2 separate regions of the Homo sapiens genome follow, and region 2 is linked to region 1. Evidence: chromatin loops called from intact Hi-C (ENCODE). Cell type or tissue: gastrocnemius medialis. All regions are shown on one strand. Each heading gives the region's core, and the rest is flanking DNA. Links, peaks and the distances in the headings are about the cores only. Region 1 holds the start of XPA (XPA, DNA damage recognition and repair factor). Region 2 has its middle 23 kb from the start of NANS.

What was found. A loop is a pair of places that touch in the nucleus more often than their neighbours do. Peaks named below come from ENCODE experiments on the same cell type or tissue, not always from the same donor. Only the 100,000 strongest peaks of a DNase experiment are listed, where the experiment ranks them.
Region 2: it touches region 1 in a loop (2.6-fold over the local background); 3 of 110 quality-filtered maps call a loop at or near these places.

Annotation. Positions count from the first base shown.
Region 1 is chr9:97,693,647-97,704,911 of GRCh38, reverse strand. It overlaps XPA (XPA, DNA damage recognition and repair factor), which reads left to right and starts at 7,572. Exons shown (of 6, transcript NM_000380.4): 1 at 7,572-7,791; 2 at 11,153-11,263. The coding sequence starts at 7,620. It overlaps PTCSC2 (papillary thyroid carcinoma susceptibility candidate 2), which reads left to right. Exons shown (of 11, transcript NR_147055.1): 11 at 4,841-5,287. It also overlaps the pseudogene KRT18P13. RefSeq lists enhancers at 905-1,024, 9-1,208, 8,061-8,110, 8,121-8,180 and a silencer at 7,411-7,510. In gastrocnemius medialis, for the core only: no CTCF peak of the experiment used is centred there; DNase peaks (open chromatin) are centred at 7,521 and 7,910; H3K4me3 peaks cover 2,206 bases; H3K27ac peaks cover 3,252 bases.
Region 2 is chr9:98,028,453-98,039,717 of GRCh38, reverse strand. It overlaps the pseudogene RNU6-918P and a transcript of TRIM14 not described here. Among named protein-coding and RNA genes, the nearest start is that of NANS, 23 kb to the left of the region's middle. RefSeq lists a silencer at 2,129-2,178 and enhancers at 3,544-3,683, 3,764-3,833, 3,012-4,211, 4,804-4,913. In gastrocnemius medialis, for the core only: a CTCF peak has its summit at 4,810 (motif pointing right); DNase peaks (open chromatin) are centred at 2,157, 3,817 and 4,817; H3K4me3 peaks cover 280 bases; H3K27ac peaks cover 2,764 bases.

The DNA.
Region 1 (11,265 bases), core at 3,266-11,265:
AGAGGAGGATCAGGGACAGCCAGAGGAGAGAGTCCGGCTTCCAAAAAGCTGCAACGGGAAGCTAAAGACCTCTGGGCCATATTCAGGATCTAGGGATGCCGAGTGGGAAGACCTGCCCTTGCTGGTCTGTGAGTGGTGAAGATTTTGGCATCCAGAGCTGATGGCCCTGTCCTTAGTTGAATCAGTTGTACACTTCTACTCCTTACTGCTTTTGGAAAGACAATTCTTGTGAGTCTTCAAGATGATTTTGAAACCTCTCCGTGCACATATTTTGTTGATAGATGCTCCACTATGATGTTTTTGCCCAATTCTTTTTTTTCTTTTGGTTCGGGGAGGCTGAAATCTAAGTTTCTTCAGAAGGAGGATTTGTCTGGCCAATCACAGAAAAAAGAGACTGCATTTCCTGGATTACTACATGAATGCAGCTTAAGGCAACAGGATCAGGCTAATTTCTGTGTTGCTGCATCCTTGTTCCAGAAAGATTCCCCGCTTGGTGTGTTTCTTCTCACAGATGTTTCCCTGTTGTGAATTGATGCCAATGATGTTCAAAGTGACCACATTAAGAAGTAAAGCCCCAGGGAACCAGGGGAGAAATAAAAACAAAAAAGAAAGCCACACACAGGTACTATTTACTAGATAATAAAGACAAATGTGTTCATACCCTGTCATCTCAGGCATGAGTCACCCCGGTAACGCACTTAGAGAGCAGGCCCTGTCAGGAAACACTGCCAAGTTTCTCACTCTCCTTTCTGGCCTCCATTCTTACCTTCCTGCTCTTTTTGAGGCTTCGGTGACGGCTTTCAATTCTTTCTATGTTTTGTTAAGTATTCCTCTTTGAGCCAGGACCACAGCTGGTTTGGGAGGTGAGGGAGGTAGAAAGCAGGGAGATAAATGCAGTCACAGGTTTCCCCGAGACTGAATCAGGAGACTCAAGAACACATCTACTGCTCTATTTTCCTTGCCTGTTTCCCTTTTGTGCCCTGACCAAAATGACTCATGCTGCTTTGCTCTGGGCAAGCCCTCAAGCCTCTGTCACCCTGTGGGCTATATGCATTCTTCTTTTCTCCAAAGGAGTCATTTTTACCCAACTATACGAAACTTGCTAACGAAAGTCAGTACACCAAAGAAGGAGTTACCGGCCAAAGAAGAACACAGTTACAAAAGCTGCCAAGAGTTACAGAATCTAGAGCCTATACAACATCCGAGCTGTAGGTCACATTCTCCAGCATTGAGGCTTGGAATGCTTTGTTGGGGAGGAGGTTCTCCGGATTAATTATTTTCAAAAGGTTACCTTGGGGGAAAACTGTGACCTTGTCCTCTAGAAATATTTCACCACATGAGAGATCATTAGGGCTATGGAGTCCATAAGGGCCATCTAGTATGCGGGCTCTCAAATTTGGCTGCCCATTAGAATGATGTGGGGGGGGGGTGTGGGGCTTTACAAAATCCTGATGCTCAGATCTCACTCTGACCCCATGACATCAGAATCCCTGGGGGTGGGGCCTAAGCATTGGTATTTATTAAACACTCTGGGTGCTTCCCGGTACAGCCAAGTTTGGGAACCTGTAATCTAGACCCTTACCATTCCAAGTGTGATCTGTGGTGCCGTAGCACCACCAGAGATAATGGCATTTCTTATTAGACACTCACATTCTTTACTGTAATGGTAGACACATGCCATTATACATTTGTTCAAACTCAGAATGTACAACTCCAAGAACAGCCCTAATGTAAACTATGGACTTTGGGTGATGATGATGTGTCAATGTAGCTTCATCAGTTGTAACAGATGCACCGCCCTGGTTGAGGACGTTAATAATGGGGGAAGATATGTATGTGTGGGAGCAGGGAGTATGTGGAAAATCTTTGTACCTTACTCTCAGTTTTACTGTGAACTTAATATTACTCCAAAGATAAAGTCTAAAAAAAAAAAGAAATGCATATTCTTGGGTCCTACCATAGACCTACTGAGTTAAAATATGCATTTTAACAAGTTACCAAGAGACCTCTACATGCATTCAAATTTGATTTTTGCTTTTCTTGAAAGATTGAAAAATCTGGCAACAAGGGTCCCAAATTCTTTCTTTAAAACTATCAGCTGGAGTTGTATAGTAGGTGTCCTCTTTAAGGGAGATCTCCACACTCCAGTTCGCCTCAGTTTCACAACGGGCTAGGTTCATTAACTTCTATTACCTACCTGAGCCCAGAGAGATACTGAGTTTTTTTTAAATTGTGGTACAATATATATAAAATAAAATGGACCATTAGTGACATGTGGTACATTCACAATGTCGTGCAACCATCACCACCATCTAGTTCCATAACATTTTTATTGTCTCAGAAGGAAACCCCTTATCTATTAAGCACTCATTCCCCGGTTCCTCTTCCTTTCAGCCCATGACAACTACTAATCTGCTTTCTGTCACTGTAGGTTTGCTTATTCTGAATGTTTCATGTAAATGGAATCATACACTCTGTGGCATTTCATGTCTGGCTTCTTTCACTTAGCATCGTATTTTCGAGGTTTATCCATGTTGTGGCATGTGTCAGTACTTCATTCTTTTTTATGGCTGAATAATATTTCTTTGTATGGATATACTATATTTTGTTTATCCATTCATCAGTTGATGGGCAGTTGGGTAGTTTCCAGCTTTTGGTTATTGTGAATAGTGCTACGTGAACGTTTGTGTGCAAGTTTTTCTTCACACACCTGTTTTTAGTCTTGTGGGAACATACTCATGAGTGGAATTACTGACTCATATGGTAATCCTATGTTTCGTGTTTTGAGGGACAAACTGTTTTTCGTGGCAGCTGCACTAGTTTACATTCCCACCAATAATGTATGAGGGTTCCAATTTTTTTTACATCTTTGCCAATACTTCTTTTCTTTTCTTTCTTTTGTTCTTTTTTTAAATTCTAGCCATCATCATTAAAGACCATAAAGGCCACTTTGATTAAGTCTCTTTGGGAGGTTTGAGGGCCATCTTCTAGTTTTTTAAGTTTCTTTCAGACGTTGGGGGCTGACTGGGAAATGAAGTGTAAATGGGTAGGTAGATTCTGCCCCCATTGGTATCAGGGCTTAAGGTGGTATAATTAGTTATGGCCTCTGAAATGCGGGAGAAGAAAAGAGCAGGGTTTTCATTGGGGCCTTGAGTGATTTCTTTTATCTTTTCAGAGTTTACAGCCTTAAGGGCAGCTTTATCCATGCCAGCTAGGAGGCATGATATCATATAGCTTCGTTTCTGTCTGTCTGAGGAAACTGCTTCATAATCCCAATTGGGGTCAGTTCTGGGGACAGCTAGGGTCCCTATAAGGTTATGGGCAGCATCTTGTTGGTGGAGGGTGTCTGCATGGGCCTGGGTGGTTGTCTGGATACATTCCCTGTCATCCGGGATGAGGGAGGAGTAGAGGATGACATAAACGTCATGCCAGGTAAGGTCATAAGATTCAGTGACATACAGAAATTCCTTGTGGGAGGAGCTGGGGTCGGTGGAAAAGGAGCTAAGTCTCTTTTTAAGCTGGGAGAGGTTGGCTAGGGAGAAGGGAACATGAACTTGGACTATGCCTTCGGCCCTAACACCTTTCTCAAGGGAAGGACTTTGTAAGACCTTTGGTAGTGGGAGTGACCTTTGGCAGAAGGGGGTTGGGTGCAAGACCGGGTGTGCAGTGGAGAAGGAAGGTTGGGATGGAGGACCAGGATAAGGGGGTGGGGGAGCGGAGCCGAAGGAGAAGGAGGAGGGGATGGTGGTGGGAGGGGGACTGAGAGAGGGGGTTTGTTGGCAGGGTTGAAATTACAGGAGGAAGGCTTGCCTGGAGGTGTGAAGTGGTATCTCACTGTGCCTTAATTTGCATTTCCCTAATGACTAATGATGAATATATTTTCATGTGTTTGTTGGCCATCAGTACATCCTCTTCGGAAAAATGTCAATTTAAGTCCCTTGCTCATTTTTAAATTGGGTTGTCTTTCTGTTGTTGAGCTGAAAGTGTTTGTTATAAATTCTGGATACTAGACCCTTATTGGATATCTGATTTGCAAATATTTTCTCCCATTCTGTGGGGTTTTTACCCCAATTTTCTTCATAGTGTTCTTTGACGTAGAAAAGTTTTCAATTTTTTTTTGACCTCTGAACTTTTTATTGGCCTCCTGCTCCCCAAAGTGTACCCTGCTTCTGCTGGCTTAATGTCTCAGAACTTTGGTGTCGTTGGTCAGACACCACTTTGCCATCCACTATCCGGCGGGTGGTGGTCTTTTGGATGGTTTGCATGGAGTTGCTGCTGTCCAGGGCATCACCAAGATTGAAGTCCTTGCCATCCTCCAGCAGGCAGCAGTAGGCAGTGCTCTCAGCCTCCAGCTTGACCTTGATGTTCAGCAGGGCCTTGTACTCTTGAGCCTGGCACTGTCCCTCTGCCCGGGTCTGTGCCAGCTCTGACTCCAGGTGCAGCAGGATCCCGTTGAGCTGCTCCCTCTGCAAGGCATAGCGGGCCTCGACCTCCCTCAGGCTGTTCTCCAAGCTGGCCTTCAGATTTCTCATGGAGTCCAGGTTGATCTTCAAGGACTGGACTATACATCTCAGCTCCGTGAGCATCATCCCAGCAGCTCCAACCTCGGTGGACTGCGTGGTGACCACTGAGGTGCTCTCCTCAATCTGCTGAGACCAGTATTTGTCCAGCTCCTCTCAGTTCTTCCGAGCCAGCTCATCATATTGGGGCCGGATGTCTGCCATGATCTTGGCAAGGTCCCGAGACTGGGGGCATCTACCTCCATGGTCAACCCAGAGCTGGCAATCTAGGCTTGTAGGCCTTTTGTAATGCCCAACCTCATTTTTCCTTTTTCACCTAGGCTTGTTTCCACCTGAACAGACTCTCCCTTAGCTAAGAGAACCAGACAAACTCCATCTTGGCTCTTTCACTGGCAGCCCCTTCCTCAAGGACTTAACTTGTGCAAGCTGACTCCCAGCACATCCAAGAATGCAATTAACTGATAAGATACTGTGGCAAGCTATATCCACAGTCCCCAAGAATTCATCTGTTTGATAACGCCCAAAGCCCTGCATCTATAACCTTGTAATAGTCTTAAAGCCCCTGCATCTGGAACTGTTTACTTTCCTGTAACCATTTATCCTTTTAACTTTTTGACTACTTAACTTCTGTAAAATTGTTTTAACTAGACGACCCCCCCTTTCTAAACCAAGGTATAAAAGTTAATCAAGCCCCTTCCTCGGGGCCGAGAGAATTTTGAGCGTTAGCCGTCTCTCGGTCGCCGGCTAATAAAGGACTCTTAATTCATCTCAAAGTGTGGCGTTTTTTTAACTCGCTCGGGTACAACACTTTTACTTCCTCTTCGTGGTTCTTCTTCATGAAGAGCAGCTCCTCCTTGAGAGCTTCGATCTCTGTCTCCAGCTGCAGCCGAGTGACACTGGTGTCATCAGTGACCTCCGGAGCCCATGGATGTGGCTCTCCACAGACTGGCGCATGGCCAGCTCTGTCTCATACTTGACTCTAAAGTCATCAGCAGCAAGACCAGCATTGTCAATCTGCAGAACAATGCAGGCATTGTCCACAGTATTTGTGAAGATCTGAGTCCTCAGGCCCTCAATGGTCTTGAAGTAATGGCTCATCTCTGACCTGGGGTCCCTTCTTCTACAGGTGCTCCTGGATTTTACTCTCCAGCTTCCAGTTCTTGGCCTCCAGGCTCCTCATTCTGTCCAGGTAGGAGGCCAGGCAGTTGTTCAGGTTTTGCACGGTCTCCTTCTTGTTCTGGATGCCTCTCATTCCTGCCAGACCCCTGGCCATCCCCGCGGCCAGGCCCCCGGAACCCATGCTGCTCAGGTAGCTGGTGGAGCGGGACATGGAGATCCGGGAACCAGAGCCCCCGTGCCTGTACAGACGCTGGCTATGCTGCTGACCAGCCGGACACCGTAGCTGGGTGCCTGGACAGAACCCAGGGACCGGTAGTTGGTGGAGAAGGTGGAGCGAGTGGTGAAGCTTATGCTGTCCAGGGAGGAGAGTGAGAGGACAGGACTCAGGCTTTGCCGACGACTTTAATTTTTTTTTGAGACAAGATGTTATTGTGTTGCCCAGGCTGGAGTGTAGTGGTGCCATCACAGCTCACTGCAGCCTTGACCTCCTGAGATGGGTTCTTGTTACATTGCCCAGGTTGGTCTTGAACTCCTGGTCTCAAGCAATCCTCCTGTGTTGGCCTCCCAAAGGGCTGGGATTACAGACATGAGCCACTGCACCTTGCCAATTATTATTATTTTTTAATAGTGACAGGGTCTCACTGTGTTGCCTCAGCTTGTCTTGAACTCATGACCTCAAGTCATCCTCCTGCCTTGGCCTCCCAAACTGTTGAGATTACAGGTGTGAACCACTGTGCCCAGCCTAGTTTTTAATTTTAATGAAGTCCAGCTTTTTTTCTTTTGTTGCTTGTGCTTTTGATGTTATGGAATTTGAAATAGTTTCACCTGGGCAAGATTGATGGGTAGGGAGAAAGAAGGATCTGAGGGGAAGGGAGATGGGGATGGCTTGAGATTCTATCTCCAATTCAACCTAAGATTTCAGCAGGTAACTGCTTTATACGAGGTTTTGCAGCTTTATGTATATATGACCGATAAATTAGAACACTGAATTGTGTTTCTGAAAGGTTAACCATTGAACATTAGTGGGAAACATCAGTGTGTGAGGTTGTCTTTCTAAAAGCCAGTCCTAAATGGTACATGTAGTAATTAGAAGTTAATGTTTTCTGGTTTCAATTAAGCATTATTTGTAACAAAGGGAAAGCATACATTTTTGGGAAAGCCTGCTATGTTTCTTTTGTTACACTAGCCACACTTTTGGGAAGTCAGGATATTTGGCCCAGATCCAAACCCACTGTCTACCTGGCAGTAGCTCATCCTCACTGAAGGAATATTCCATGGGAAAGATAGCCAACCTTATGCATATCAGCCTTGGAGCAAGTCCTGCATTTGCCTGAGGTCACACAGCAAGTTAACTGGGAGTTTCAACCCAGGTCTTCTCATTTTAAATCTAAGGCTGTGTCTCTAGGCCGTGTATCCAACATAAAATCAGGACTATCATCTGTTGGGCTCTATGACTGGCACTACTACTACTCACTGTTACCATTTTTTGAGGTCTTCTACGTGCCAGGTTATTGTCCTGGCAATCTAATCCTCCCAAAGACTCGGTAAATGGTTCCATAATTATCCTCATTTTACCACTGAAGAAACTGAACTCTGGTTAAATAACTTGCCCAAGGTCACACAGACTTTAACTGTCAAGAGCTCAGACTTAACCCAGGCCTGACTCCAAAGCCTATACTCTGAATCACCAAGCGAGACCTATTTTAAAGGTGACCAGGTCGTGAGATATGATCTCAGCACGGACCCTTCTCCCGGATGACAAGAGAGCAGGTAGTTAGGCGGGTACTCCGTGTCCGCGCATACCCAGACTCCGCCCAGCGCCCGGGCAGGCCACCCCGAGCCCCTTAACTGCGCAGGCGCTCTCACTCAGAAAGGCCGCTGGGTGCGGGGAGCGCAGAGGCGGTGCAGGGCGGCTGGCTCGCCTCGGCGTGCAGTGCGCGTGCGTGGAGCTGGGAGCTAGGTCCTCGGAGTGGGCCAGAGATGGCGGCGGCCGACGGGGCTTTGCCGGAGGCGGCGGCTTTAGAGCAACCCGCGGAGCTGCCTGCCTCGGTGCGGGCGAGTATCGAGCGGAAGCGGCAGCGGGCACTGATGCTGCGCCAGGCCCGGCTGGCTGCCCGGCCCTACTCGGCGACGGCGGCTGCGGCTACTGGAGGTTTGGGCCGCGTCCGCGCTTTCCCCTTCCCTCTCCCCGCCTCCCCGGTCCCCAGACTGGCTCGTGCAAGCCGAGTCCCGGGGCCCGGGGGTCGCGTCAACTCCGCTGGCGTATGTGTGCAGATTCTCCCCGAGTCGGAGAGGGAATCCGCCCAGCCAGCCGCCTTGTCAAAGCGTCCTGTCCACGACCACAGAGCGTTCCTCTGTCGCACGCGGGCCTCCTGACCCCCAGCCCCGGGCCTTCTTCGCTGCACCTCGGCTGCTGGCAGCTTCGATTTTTCGTTTAGGGATGCAGCCGCCCCGGCCGGGAGGTGTCAGCCACTGCCAGGTGTCAGGGCCTCAGCTGTCCCGGAAAGAGGAGTTAGACTAGTTCTTGATTCTGGCCTCTATACCTAGAACTAGTTGATGGAAGAGGCAGATCTTGGTGTTTGTTAGGGAGAGCTTTCAACAATTAGAGTTGCCAAAAGTGCAATGGATTGCTTCTCATGAGCTTCCCGTTACTAGAAGCGCTCAAATAGGAACTGGAAGAACGCTTACTTATGTGGAGGAGAGGAGATTCAGCAATCAGAATCTCCTACTCAGCAATCAGAAGAAGGGACTGGATAGTAAACCTTTAAGATTCTAATCCATAGATTCCATGAGTCTATTTCTTGGACATGTGACCTCTGCGATTTCTTGGCAAAAACTAGTTGCTCAAAACGTGTTTATTGATTGAAGTAAATTAAGGACTGATCTCTCATTGCAGATTATTCTCTTATAGAATTTGCCACTGGGGTCAACTAATAATCTTTAACAGGATACTTAAAATATAGTTTGGTTGACAGGCAGTTCTTCAGGGCTGCCTCTATAACATGAAGTACATGTGTTCCTAAAGCTCTATACTGCCCTTTGTCGAGCACAGTTTAGAGCTGTATTACTCTTTTTTATCAGCCAGATGTAGTGAGAGTGAGAAGAGTCTGAGGCTGGCAGCATGTCTTGATGTTCATACTAACACCGAAACTGCAAATTCCAGCTACTTTTGATGGTACTGGTCTCATCCTTTCTACTTTATAGTGGTTACCTTTTATTCCTTTCTAAACTTGAGGCACGCTAGAGTCAGACAGAAAGTTCATTTGCACTGATTAATTCATAGTCATGATTCCATAAAGGTTTCCAGGTCTACGACATGGCTGTGGAACGGAAGGTGCAAAATAGCAAAAACTGACATTAAATTAAACTTTTGATCATGGAAAGCAAGGTAGAATGAACATTCTTTAAGATTTCTTAGGCAGTTCCCCAAGAACTGAACTGTATTGTAGCATTGTGTACAACCCACCATGTTTCAAGAGTTAGGTAAGTGCTGAGATTTTTATCTTTGTGACACTTTTATTTCATGGTACTATACAATTTTCTTTTTCTCTGTGTGCCATGACATATGCCATGAAAGACTGAAAAAACTTGCTTAGAATACGAAGAGTGGTGCTAAGGTCCTGGGGAAACAGCAAGGCATAGCAGCAGAGAGAAATCGGACTTTGTTTTGGGCATGAGTTAGCATTGTTTAGGATCCTGCTCAAGTCATGGGCTCGACTACTCCAGCTTTCCCTCTTCTTAATTCTCATTGTGTTTACTGTCATTCCATTCATTTACTTTGCTATTTATATTACATATTCTGGTAGGTTCATTCATTTCTATCCATCCAGTTGGTACTCATGGAATGTTTACTATTTGTCAGAAGTATACAAGTAAAGGCACTCAGTCTAATGAAGGGATACAGAGAGATGAACAGGCATTATAGTGTGAGAATTGCTGTTAACAGTGGAAACAAGTTTATAATCTAATCCTTTCATTTAATAGAGGGAGAAATTGAGGCCAGAGAAGGGGAGTGACTGTAGCAGAATAAAACATATTAATCTGTCTTAATAAATGGAGGTGTAACATACTGTAAAATGTACTCATCTGAATTTTACCTATGTGAATGCTTGTGTAAACACCATCGTGATCAAGACATGTACACTTCCGGAACCTTAGAAGTTTTCCTATTGCGCCTTCCTAGTCGGTGTCCACTCTCTACTCTCAGAAGTAATACTCTTCTGACCATTTGATTGGTATTACCTATTTCCAAACTTCATGTACATTGAGTCATACAGTATCTGGCTTTTTTTGCGCAACATAGTATCTGAGAGATTCACACATTTTGTTGCGTGCATTGGTAGTTTGTGCATTTAGATGTTGTATAGATTCTTTTGTATTATGCCACAATTTTTTCCATTTTCCTTTTGGTGGCTATTTGGGTTGTTTCCACTTTGGGGCTGTTACGAATGAAACCTCTGTACACATTCTTTTTTATGTATTTTAGTGGACATACACACTCACTTCTCTTGTGTATATGCCTGGAGATGGAATTGCTGGGTCATAGGAGAGGTGTAGTTATGTTAAGCTTTAGTAGATATTGCCAAACGGTGATTATATCAGTTTCCAATCTCACCAGCAAAATGGCAGTTCTGGTTGTTCCACATCCTCACACTTGGTATTGTCAGTCTTTTTCATTTTAGACATTCTGGTGAGAGTCTAATGATACTTCATTATGGTTTTAATTTGTATTTTCCTAATGATTAGAGATAATGAGAACCTTTTCATGTGCTTTTTGGCCGTTTGGATATCCTCATTTGTGAAGTGCCTGTTCAAATCTTTTGCCTGTTTTTAAAAGTTGGGTTGTCTTTTACTGACTTAGAGGATTTTATTATGTATTCTGAATGTGAGTCCTTTGTCAGATATGCATACGTTAGACCTCCCTTTTCCAAGGTTTCACTTTCTGTGGCTTTAGTTACCCACAATCAACCATGGCCCAAAATATGAAATGGAAATTTCCGGGTGCACACGTGCGCACGCACACACACACAACGCACCCCACTGCTGGAGTTCTAGCTGAGATCACCTTGCATCTTTAGATAAATTTGTGAAGAATTGACGTTTTTATAATATTGAGGCTTAAAATCCATACACAGTATATTTCTCCATTTAAGTCCTTTTTGATTTCTCTTAGTGTTTTGTAGTTTTCAGGGCAGAGGTTGTACACATCTCTTCCTAGGTTGTTATTTCTTAATTCTAATTGTAGATTCTTGTGGATATTTTACACACATAATTACATCATCTGTGAATAGATGCTGTTTTACTTCTTTCTTTTCATCCTTTATGCCTTTTTGGTTTTCTTGCTCTGTTAGACTAGCTGGGACCTTCAGTATAATGTTGAATAGAAGTAGTGATTGTGGACATCCTTGTGTTGTTTGAGATATATTGAATTCAAAGGAATTTTCTATTTATGAACAAGGTAACATACAGGCTTACCTACTTCAATTGTTGACTGCTTTTACTTACTTTTGTAGGCATGGCTAATGTAAAAGCAGCCCCAAAGATAATTGACACAGGAGGAGGCTTCATTTTAGAAGAGGAAGAAGAAGAAGAACAGAAAATTGGAAAAGTTGTTCATCAACCAGGT
Region 2 (11,265 bases), core at 1,728-9,727, 340 kb before region 1:
CAGAGTCAGTTCCTGGGTCGGGGCTGCAAGATCAGCTGAGCCAGTTTATCGATCTGGGTAGGGCCAGCTGATCCATCAAGTGCAGCGTCTGCAAAATATCTCAAGCAGTGACCTTAGGAGCAGTTTAGGGAGGGTCAGAATCTTGTCCCCCTCCAGCTGTGTGACTCTTGAACCATAATTTCTAATCTTATGTCTAATATTAGTCCTACAAAGGCAATCTAGAGCCCAGGCAAGAAGGAGGTCTGCTTTGGGAAAGGGCTGTTACTGTCTTTGTTTAAACTATAAACTAATTTTCTCCCAAAGTTAGTTCAGCCTACGCCCAGGAATGAACAAGGACAGCTTGGAGGTTAGAAGCAAGTTGGAGTCAGTTAAGTTAGAGCTCTTTCACTGTCCCAGTCATAATTTTGCAAAGGCAGTTTCAGTCCCAGCTACACAGCTACCCAAGAGGCTGAGGCAGGAAGATTGCTTGAGCCTCCAGAGGTGGAGGCTGCAGTGAGCCGTGACATGCTACTGCACTCCAGCCTGGGCAATGGAGTGAGAGTCTGTCTCTAAAAGTAAAAATAAGAGGGAGGAAGGTTGAAGCAGGTTCACTTATCATGCATGAAATACGGGTGTGCTACTCTAGAGGGCATGTGTTTAGTGTCTCAGGTTTTTTTTGGTTTTTTTTTTTAGACGTAGTCTCTCTCTGTCGCCAGGCTGGGGTGCAGTGGCGCGACCTCGGCTCACTGCAACCTCTGCCTCCTGGGTTCAAGCGATTCTCCTGCCTCAGCCTCCCCAGTAGCTGGGACTACAGGCACCTGCTACCACACCTGGCTAATTTTTGTATTTTTTAGTAGAGGCGGGGTTTCACTATGCTGGCCAGACTGGTCTCAGACTCCTGACCTCATAATCCGCCTGCCTCGGCCTCCCAAAGTGCTGGGATTACAGGCATGAGCCACCACACCTGGCCGTGTCTCAGGTTTAAATGGCCTTCACATTCTGGGGTGAGGCTGAGCAGCGGACTCTGATCACAGAGAAAATGAAATCCAGCACTAAAGTAACTCAGTCGCTTTTGACTGAAGAAAGCTATTGCAGTTTTGTATAATTTGTGAATAAGTGGAAATTAAAAGGAAAAAAGAGAAATCACATTTAAAAATAGTCATCTCACGAAAGCAAGTTAGGCTCATTTGTGACTAAATAAAAATTTTCAGTAAAGTAACGTAGTACTTTGTCTTACTATAGTAAAGAGGAAAGAATCAATTTTCATTCCACTCTTATTCTTGGATTTAAAGTCAGTTTCTGGTGCTTTTTCTGCTTGGATAATGAATCAATGTTCAATCTGTCCAAATGGCTGAGAACATGTAGGAAGTTCTTTAAAAATAAATTAGGCCGGGCTTGGTAGCTCATGCCTGTAGTCCCAGCACTTTGGGAGGCTTAGGTGGGCAGATAACTTGAGGTCAGGAGTTTGAGACCAGCCTGACCAACATGGTGAAAACCCATCTCTACTAAAAATACAAAACATTAGCTGGACATGGTGGCTCGTGCCTGTAATCCCAGCTACTCAGGAGGCTGAGGCAGGAGAATAGCTTCAACTCAAGAGGTGGAGGTTGCAGTGAGCCGAGATCATGCCACTGTACTACAGCCTGGGTGACACAGAAAGACTCCATCTCAAAAATAAAATACAATAAAATAAAAATAAAAATAAGAGCCGGGTGCACTGGCATGTACCTGTAGCCTTCCAGCTACTTGGGAGGCTGAGGCCATGAGGATTGCTTGAGCCCAGGAGTTAGAGGCCAGCCTGGGCAACATTATGAGATCCCATCTCAAAGAAAAACAAGTAATAACAACATATTAAACCAGACTCTTTCCTGTTGTTAACAGGAGAAGGCAAGGAAGAACTTAGTTTGGAGAAGCTAGAGTACCCAGAGTGCTAGGTCACGGGGTCAAGGTTGAGGATGGGGGTCCAGTTTCCAGATTAGACCCTCTGGAGTTTGAGGCCCCAGTGGCTACCCCAACTGTGCCAAGCTCCTTTTGAAGTTGGCTCCTAGAAAACTTCTTCTAGCCTTTAGGACTCCTGCCTAATTTTTTGCCACTCTGTGCTCCAGCTACACAGAACTATTTTGAGTTCCCTAAAGGATCATGTTCTGTCACCTCCAGGTCTTGGCACAGCCTGTTTCCTGTTCCTGCACACTCCCCACTCCTCCACCCTCCCACACTGAGCCTTGCCTGGCTACTGTCTGCAGGTCCTTCAGTGCACAAGCTGCTTCCTCTCAGAACTTTCTCTGATCTCCCCAGTAACCATCTCTGGGCTCCCACAAGACCCTCTTCTTCACCCACTTTTTTTTGTTTGTTTGTTTGTTTGAGATGGAGTCTTGCTCTGTCGCCCGGACTGGAGTGCAGTGGCACGATCTCAGCTCACTGCAACCTCCACCTCCTGGGTTTGATCAATTCTCCTGCTTCAGCCTCCCAAGTAGCTGGGATTACAGGTGCCTGCCACCACACCCAGCTTATTTTTGTATTTTTAGTAGAGACAGGCTTTCACCATGTTGGCCAGGCTGGTCTCAAACCCCTGACCTCAAGTGATCCTCCTGCCTCAGCCTCCCAAAGTGCTGGGATTACAGGTGTGAGCCACCGTGCCCGGCCCCTTCTTTGCCCACTTCTCACCCTTTATGACATCTGCCTCTTTTGTCTGTCATTCCCTCTAGAGTGTAGGCGCCTTCAGTTAAGGAACCATTTGGAGTACCTTCCCAGCACTGAACCCAGGGCAAAGCCCTAGAGAGACAAGGTGACAAGTCAGGTCAGGCCTCTGCCTGAGGTTGCCTGGAGCCTTGCATTGTCACTGTGTCCTACGGGGCCAGGGGATCAGGGCATGGACTCTCTCCTACTCTATCCCCAGCACCAAGCACAGGACTTTTTGTTTTGTTTTGTTTTTTTGAGACCGAGTTTCACTCTTGTTGCCCAGGCTGGAATGCAATGGTGCGATCTGGGCTCACCGTAAGCTCTGCCTCCCGGGTTCAAGCAATTCTCCTGCCTCAGCCTCCTGAGTAGCTGGGATTACAGGCATGAGCCCCCAATCCCCCTGGCTAATACTGTATTTTCAGTAGAGATGGGGTTTCTCCATGTTGGTTAGGCTGGTTTTGAACTCCTAACCTCAGGTGATCCACCCATCTGAACCTCCCAAAGTGCTGGGATTACAGATGTGAGCCACCTTGCCTAGCATTTTTTTTTTTTTTTTTTTCAGATGGAGTCTCACTCTGTCACCCAGGTTGGAGTGTAGTGGCATGATCTTGGCTCACTGCAACCTCTGCCTCCCAGATTCCTGCGATTCTCCTGCTTCAGCTTCCCAAGTAGTTGGGAGTATAGGCACATGCCACCAGGCCTGGCTAATTTTCGTATTTTTAGTAGAGATGGGTTTTCACCATGTTGGCCAGGCTGGTCTCAAAATCTTGACCTCAGGTGATCTGCCTGCCTCGGCCTCCCAAAGTGCTGGCATTACAAGGACTTCTTTTTTTCTTTTTCTTTTTCTTTTTTTCTGTTTTTTTGAGACAGAGTCTCACTCTGTTGCCCAGGCTGGAATGCAATGGCACGATCTCTGCTCACTGCAACCTCCGCTTCCTGGGTCCAAGCGATTCTCCTGCCTCAGCTGGGATTACAGGCACATGCCACCACGCCTGGCTAATTTTTGTATTTTTAGTAGAGATGGGGTTTCACCATGTTGGTCAGGCTGGTCTCGAATTCCTGACCTCGTAATCCACCCACCTCGGCCTCCCAAAGTGCTGGGATTACAGCCGTGAGCCACCACACCCGGCCTACAAGGACTTCTTAATACCTAGTAGATGCCAATAAATATTTTCTGAATGAGCAAGTGCAGAAGAGAAAATATGACAGCGATGACTGAGGCGTAACTGACTTCATCTGTTCTCAGGCCACATTCTGCCCCTTGGGTGAACCTGACTGTTCCCTGAGTCGTCGCTGAAGTCAGCTTTCTGGCCAGTTCCTCAGAGGAAGAAGTGAAGCATGGAGCCACCCAAGCTGCCCAACCCCAGCTGCTGAGGGCCTGCCTCAGGTCCCATGGCCAAAGAACCTGCTTCTTCCAAGGCTGTCAGTTGTCCCATTTTCGGCACCCTTGCTGATCACACCCTCGCTGGTCACACCACCTACTTTCTGCTTCCCCAACCTTGGTTCTCATCCCTGTAACATAAGCATCATTTTTATGCTGACCCTGAGAGAGCAAACCCCCCATCACACTCTGGAGGGTGTGGGGGGTGAAAGTCAACACCTTCAGTCTCTGGTGGAGGCTTGTGACCTCTGACATCCCTCATTTGCCTCCGTTTTCCAGTGCACCCCACTGCTGCATCCACCAAAGCAGTTTCGAGTGCCTGCTTGCGTGCCTGGTACCACAGCAGGTGCTGGGGATAGAATGCGGAACAAAAGAGGCCTCCACGGTCCTTTTCCTGCAAACTGTAGTTTACAATAAAAGTAAACTATATTCACGTATAACTATATGGTCTTGAATTATGATGAGGGCAGTGAAGAAACTAATTGAGTGCCGCGTGAGAAATGAGGAAAGGGACCTTCTTTAGATGGGTGGCCAAGAGGAGTCTTTCTGATGAGTTGATGTTTTGGCTGAGACCCCCACCCCAAATGTCTTCCAAATGATAATAATCTCTTCCCTCACTGGGTCCCTATGGGGTCCTGGAACACTACAGTGTCCTGAGAAGTGCACAGGGTTTTGGATAATTCAGGCCGGGGTTCACCTCCCAGCTCTGTCCTTTCACGCAGAGGAACTTCTCAACGTCCTCCCCTGTGAAATGGAGACAGCCACCACCAGAGGGCAGTAGTGAGGACTACGTGAGAAGAGGTGTGTAAGGCCCCGTTGGCTCAGACCTGCCGAAACACTCAGGGAGGGGTCTCATTCCTGAGCCCCTGCTCCCATGCCTGTTTCCACCGCCCGCAACCTGCGGGGACCTTCCCACCCTCAGACCTCATCTTGACAGTTTATCCCTGTCACTGGCCTCATCCCTAGTTTGGCTGGTCCTGCCCCTCCCCGTACCCAGTTAGGACAGTTGGTCTGACGTGTCTCCACCTTCTCATCTCACCCTTAACTTCAAAGGGTCCCCAAAGCTTTCACAACTCTCACGCTTCTCCCTCACTGTCATTGGGAATCTCCTCCATTCTAGGGCTTCAAAATTTCCCCAGGTGCAGTGGCAGGAGGATCACCTGAGGTCAGGAGTTCGAGACCAGCCTGGCCAACATGGTGAAACCCCGTCTCTACTAAAAATACAAAAATTAGCTGGGTGTGGTGGTGGGCGCCTGTAGTCTCAGCTACTTGGGAGGCTGAGGCAGGAGAATCGCTTGAACCTGGGCGGTGGATATTGCAGTGAGCCAAGATCGTGCCATTGCACTCCAGCTTGGGCAACAGAGTAAGACCCTGTCTCGAAAAAAAACAAAAACAAAACAAAAAAAATCCGTATCTTCATGGGAGACCTTTCTCACCACACTGCTTCCTCATGGTCATCTCTGAAAACAACCCCAGGAACCAGAGCGCCCCATAGTAACTTGGGCTCCGCCGTGTGATACTGTCCCCGGAAGCTGACCAACCTGATGCAGACATGTGATAGAAGATCATCTCTGGGTCAATAAGCACATGAAAAGATGCTCAACATAGTTAACTATCAGGAAATGCAAACCAAACCCATGGTGAGATACCACTTCGCACTTGCTAGGATATTTAAAATTGGAAAGATAAATAATAACAAGGATGTGGATTTTTTTTTTTTTTTTTGAGACAGGGTCTCACTCTGTCACCCAAGCTGGAATGCAGTGGCACCTGCAGCCTTGAACTCCCAGGCTCAGTGATCCTCCCACCTCAGCCTCCTGAGTAGCTGGGGACCACAAATGTGTGCCACCCTGCCCAGATAATGTTTTTTGGTAGAGATGGGGTTTTGCCATGTTACCCAGGCTAGTCTCAAACTCCTGGGCTCAAGTCATCCTCCCACCTCAGCTTCCCAAAGTGCTGGGATTATAGGCATGAGACATTGTGCCCAGCCTTGATGTTTGGCTATCCTTCCAAAGCTCTATCAACCAGGTTCTCTTCTCTCACGATTCTCTCTGCTAATGATGACTCTGTAGCCCGGAAATCATGAGGAATGGCAAGTCCATAAACTTCTGCCAACTGAGTTGCCCAGAGCTGCCCAGTTTCAACTCTTTTGAGACCCTTCCTTGGATTTTCTGAATCACCCCATAACACCCCAATAAACCCATCATTTTGATTTGTATAGCCACACCCACTTCCCTCCAGCCCCACCCCCTCCCTAACCTCTGCCAACCACTAATATTTTCCATTTCTATAATTGTGTCATTTTAAGAGGGTTTTTAATAAACAGAACCATGCAGTTCTGTAACCTTTGGGGGCTGGCTTTTTTCCCTCAGCATGATTCCCTGGAGATTCATCCTGGTTGTTTTGTGTATGGGTAGTGTGTTCCTTTTTATTTATTTTTTATTTTATTTTAATTTTTTTGAGATGGAGTCTCACTCTGTTGCCTAGGCTGGCATGCAGTGGTGTGATCTCAATCACCACAACTTCTGTCTCCTGGGTTCAAGCGATTCTCCCGCCTCAGCCTCCTGAGTAGCTGAGATTACAGGCATGCACCACCATGCCCGGCTAATTTTTGTATTTTTAGTAGAGATGGGTTTCACCACGTTGGTCAGGCTGGTCTCGAACTCCTGACCTTAAGTGATCCACCCGCCTCAGCCTCCCAAAGTGCTGGGATTACAGGCGTGAGCCACTGTGCCTGGCACATGTTTCATTTTTATAAGAAACTGCCAAACTGTTTTCCAGAGTGGCTGTATGATTTTACATTCTCACCAGACATATATAATTGATCAGTTTCTCTGCATTCTCACTAGCATTTGGTGTTGTCCTTATTTTTCATTTTTTCCATTCTGAGAGGAGTGCAGTGATATCTCATTGTGATTTTAATTTGCATTTCCCAAATGGCTAATAATAATGTTGAACATCTTTTCATGTGCTTATTTGCCTTCTGTATATCCTCTTCAGTGAAATCTCTTCATGTCTTTTGCCCATTTTCTAATTCTATTCTTGTTTTTTTGCTGTTGAGTTTTGAGAGTGCTTCATATTTCTAGTTACTAGTCCTTTTGTCAGGTATGTGGTTTGCAAATATTTTCTCCCAGTCTGTAGCTGTAGCTTGTCTTTTTATCCTCTTTACAAGGTCTTTTGCAGAGCAAAAGCTTTTAATTTTGACAAAGTCCAATATATAAATGTTTCCTTTTATGAATCATGTTTTGGGGGCTAAGTTTAAGAGCTCTTTGTCTCACTCTAGATCCCAAATGTTTTCTCCTGTGCTTCTTTTTTTTTTCTAAATTTTTTATAGAATTGTTTTTAAAATATGAAATGCTTCACAAATTTTTATATCATCCTTACATGGGGCCATGCTAATCTACTCTGTATCATTCCAGTTTTGGTTTATGTGTTGCCAAAGTGAGCAGAAAGTCTTATGGTCTTATGTTTACATTTTAGTCTGAGGTCTTTTTTTTTTTTTGAGACAGGATTTTGCTCTGTCACCCAGGCTGGAATGCAGTGATGCAGTCATAGCTTGCTGCAGCCTCCATCACCCAAGCTCAAGCGATCCTTCCACCACAACCTCTGTAGTAGCTGGGACTGCAAGTGTGCCCCACAATGCTCAACAAATTTTTGTGTTTTTTGTAGAGACAAGGTCTTGCCATGTTGGTCTCAAACTTCTGGCCTCAAGTGATCCTCCCTCCTTGGCCTCCTAAAGTGTTAGGATGACAGGCGTGAGCCACCACGTCTGGCACTGAGGTCCATTTTAAGTTAATTTTTGTACAATATATGAGACTTATGTCAAAGTTTTGTTGTTTGGTTGATTTTGGGGCCTATAGATGTCCAGTTGCTTCAGCACCATTTGTTGAAAAGACTTGTCTCCATTGATTGCTTTTGCACCTTTGTCAAAAATCAGCAGTCAAAAATAGTTGTGTGGCTCTGTTTCCGAGTTCTGTGTTCTGTTCCATTGATCTGTGTGCTATTCCTGGGCCAGAACCACACTGTGACCATATAACAGGTTTTGAACTTAGGTAGACTGATTTTTCTCTAAAATTAGCTAAATTTTAATAAACCATCTAAAATTATTCTAGCTATTCTAGTTCCTTTGCCTTTCCACATAAATTTTAGAAAAGTTTTGTCAATATTTGCAAGAAATAGATTTTGTTGGAATTTTGATAGAAAGTGTGCCAATATGGGAATAATTGACAACTTTATTATGTTTAGTCTTCCAACCCATGAACACAGTTTTACCTCTCAGTTTATTTAGATATTCTTTGATTTCCTTCATCAGCATTTTATAGTTTTCAGCATAGAAATCCTATACATGTTTTGTTAGATTTCCACCCAAATATTCCATGTTTTGAGTGATTATAAATGGTATTTTATTTTTAATTTTGGTTTCCATATGTTCATTAGTATATAGATTCTAGGAATTTTGTATGTGTGTATGTGTGTGTGTATGTGTGTGTGTGTGTGTGTGTGTGTGTGTGTGTGTAGATTCTTTGGGACTTTCTACCACATCGTATCATCTGCAAATACAGACCATTTTATTTTTGCCTTTCTGAAATGTGTGCCTTTTCTTTTCTTTTCTTTCTTGCCTGTTACACTGCCTAGAATGTTCAGTTGTATGTTGAATAAGAGTGGTGAGAGTGGACATCCTTGCCTTGTTCCCAATCTTAGAAAGAAAGCATTCCATTTTTCACCATTAAGTATAGTATTAAATGCAGGGTTTTGTAGATGTTCTTAATCAAATTCAGGAAGTTCCCTCTATTCCTAGTTTTCTGAGGGTTTTTGAGACGCTGAGATTTGTTTCTAATGGAGCTACAAGCTGTAGAGAACTTTATGAAATTGAATACATCCTAGTACAGCCACTTTATATCCAGACTGTTAAGAGTTTTGTGTTAGAGAAACCATCAACCTTATATGAGAAGATTATTCGTGTGTGTTAGAATTTGCATCTTAGAGAAAACCCTCATTTTAGAATTGGGTTGAGAAGAAGAACAAGACATTGGGTTTATTAATTGCAACTTTTGGCACAACGGTTAGAGCATTTATTTGCATCAAGGTTACATTACTGGGAAATTCATCTTACAGTAAAAAAGGTGAATAAAATATTTTTTCATAAGAATTAATGTAGAAGGGGTGGATATATTTCCAGACACCCACAGTCCAAACTTTCTATCTATTGACACAATTCACAAACCAATGGAATGACACAGAATGAATTAAGTGAGAAATAAAAGATCATATGATCATTTTACAGTGTTCTCCCTGGGATTCACGGAAGCATTAGGAAGCTACACTAGGTGCAGGTGCTACCAAAGTTAGCAGTCATTATAGTGTATCCCTGAGAGTCTGAGTCCAGTGAGGTTTGGGGTGGAATGGAAGAACCACCTGCCTCTGCCCCATCTCTACATCCCCTGCTGAGACTTAGAAACAAATACTGCACTCTGAGAATGCTCCAAAAACCTCCACCTTTCTTCTTTTTCCTTTTTTTTTTTTTTTTTTTTTTTTTTTTGTTTGGAGATGGAGTCTCACTCTCTCGATCAGGCTGGAGTGCAGTGGCACAATCTTGGCTCACTGCAGCCTCCACCTCCTGGTTCAAGAGATTCTCATGCCTCAACCTCCCACATAGCTGGGACTACAGGTGCGCACCACCATGCCTAGATAATTTTTGTATTTTTAGTAGAGACAGGGTTTCACCATGTTGGCCAGGCTGGTCCTGAACTCCTGGCCTCAAGTGATCTGCCCGCCTCAGCCTCCAAAAATGCTGGGGTTACAGGCATGAGCCACCATACCCGGCCAAACCTCCAGCTTTCTCAGGAGCTCTTGAGATGGTAAAGAAGGAATGAAGTGGAGATCCTCCCCACTGTGAACTGCAGCATTCAGCAATCCCAAGATAACATGCCTCAACTGTCCTCCAGCCGCAGCTGCTCCCAGTTTACCAACAAGGTGAGTGCAAACAATGACTTATACAGAAATTGATCCCATTTTTTATTTTTTATTTTTTTTAAGAGACAGGGTCTCACTCTGTTGCCCAGTGTACTCCAGGCTGGAGTACAGAGGTGTGATCACAGTTCACTGTAACCTTGATCTCCTGGGTTCAAGGGATCCTTCTGCCTCAGCCACCCAAGAAACTGGACTACAGGTACATGCTACCATGCCCAGCTAATTTTTAAATTTTTTTTGTAGAGATGGGGATCTTACTTTGTGGCCCAGGCTGTTCTCAAACTCCTGGCCTCAAAAAATCCTCCGGCCTTGGCCTCTCAAAGTGCTGGAATTACAGATGTGAGCCACTATGCCCAGCCCTTTTAAAATTGTTTATTTTTATTTTTAGAGATGGGATCTTGCCACATTGCCTAGGCTGGAGTGCAGTGGCTATTCACAGGTGTGATTATAGCACACTGCAGCCTCCAATTCCTGGCCTCAAGCCATCCTCCCACCTCAGCCTCTTGAGTAGCTAAGATTACAGGTGCGCACTATCGCACTTGACCTGATCCATTTAAATAACTGACATTAAGTGGAAAAGGCTTAGTGTATGGAACTCAGATCTGCTGTGTCCCAACCCAGTGCTTGGAACACAGTGGGTATTTAGGGACCTTGAATGAAATAATGAGAATTTTATTAGCCATTCTCAATCAGAAATATGTAGTTCATTTGTAAATTGTGCACCCCCTCGCCATAAAATAAAATGTGGGATGGGATCAAGAATTTAAATCTTTGAAAGGCACTTCAGCCCTCATTTTGTCCAACCTGTATATGGAGCTAGGATCTCTTTCTGCAGTATTCACAAGTACCAACAGTCCCATCTTTGTCTGCAAAGACCTTTCCACTGATTCACAGGTCTGTTCTTTTGTTCCTTATTTTTTCTTTATATCAAACTTAAATTCTCTATCCTCCAATTCTCAAACCCCAATCTTAGTTATGCATCATGAGGCTTTTGGAGAAAACCTGCCTAATGGTCTATCTCCCTTCCTGTGTATTCAACCTCCCCTTTTCAGCTGGCATTTTGCATGAGCATTGAATCATGGTCAGGTCTTGCAGCTTGCTGGGGAAGCTCCTTACACCCCTTGTCCTTTCTTCACCTCTCACCTTCTCTCTCCTCTTCACAACCAATCCTCTTGAAGGACACTTATTATCTCCACTTATCCCTCCCACTGCCCAGCTCTCCTTAGTCTGGCCTCAACCCCAACCCGAACCCTTGA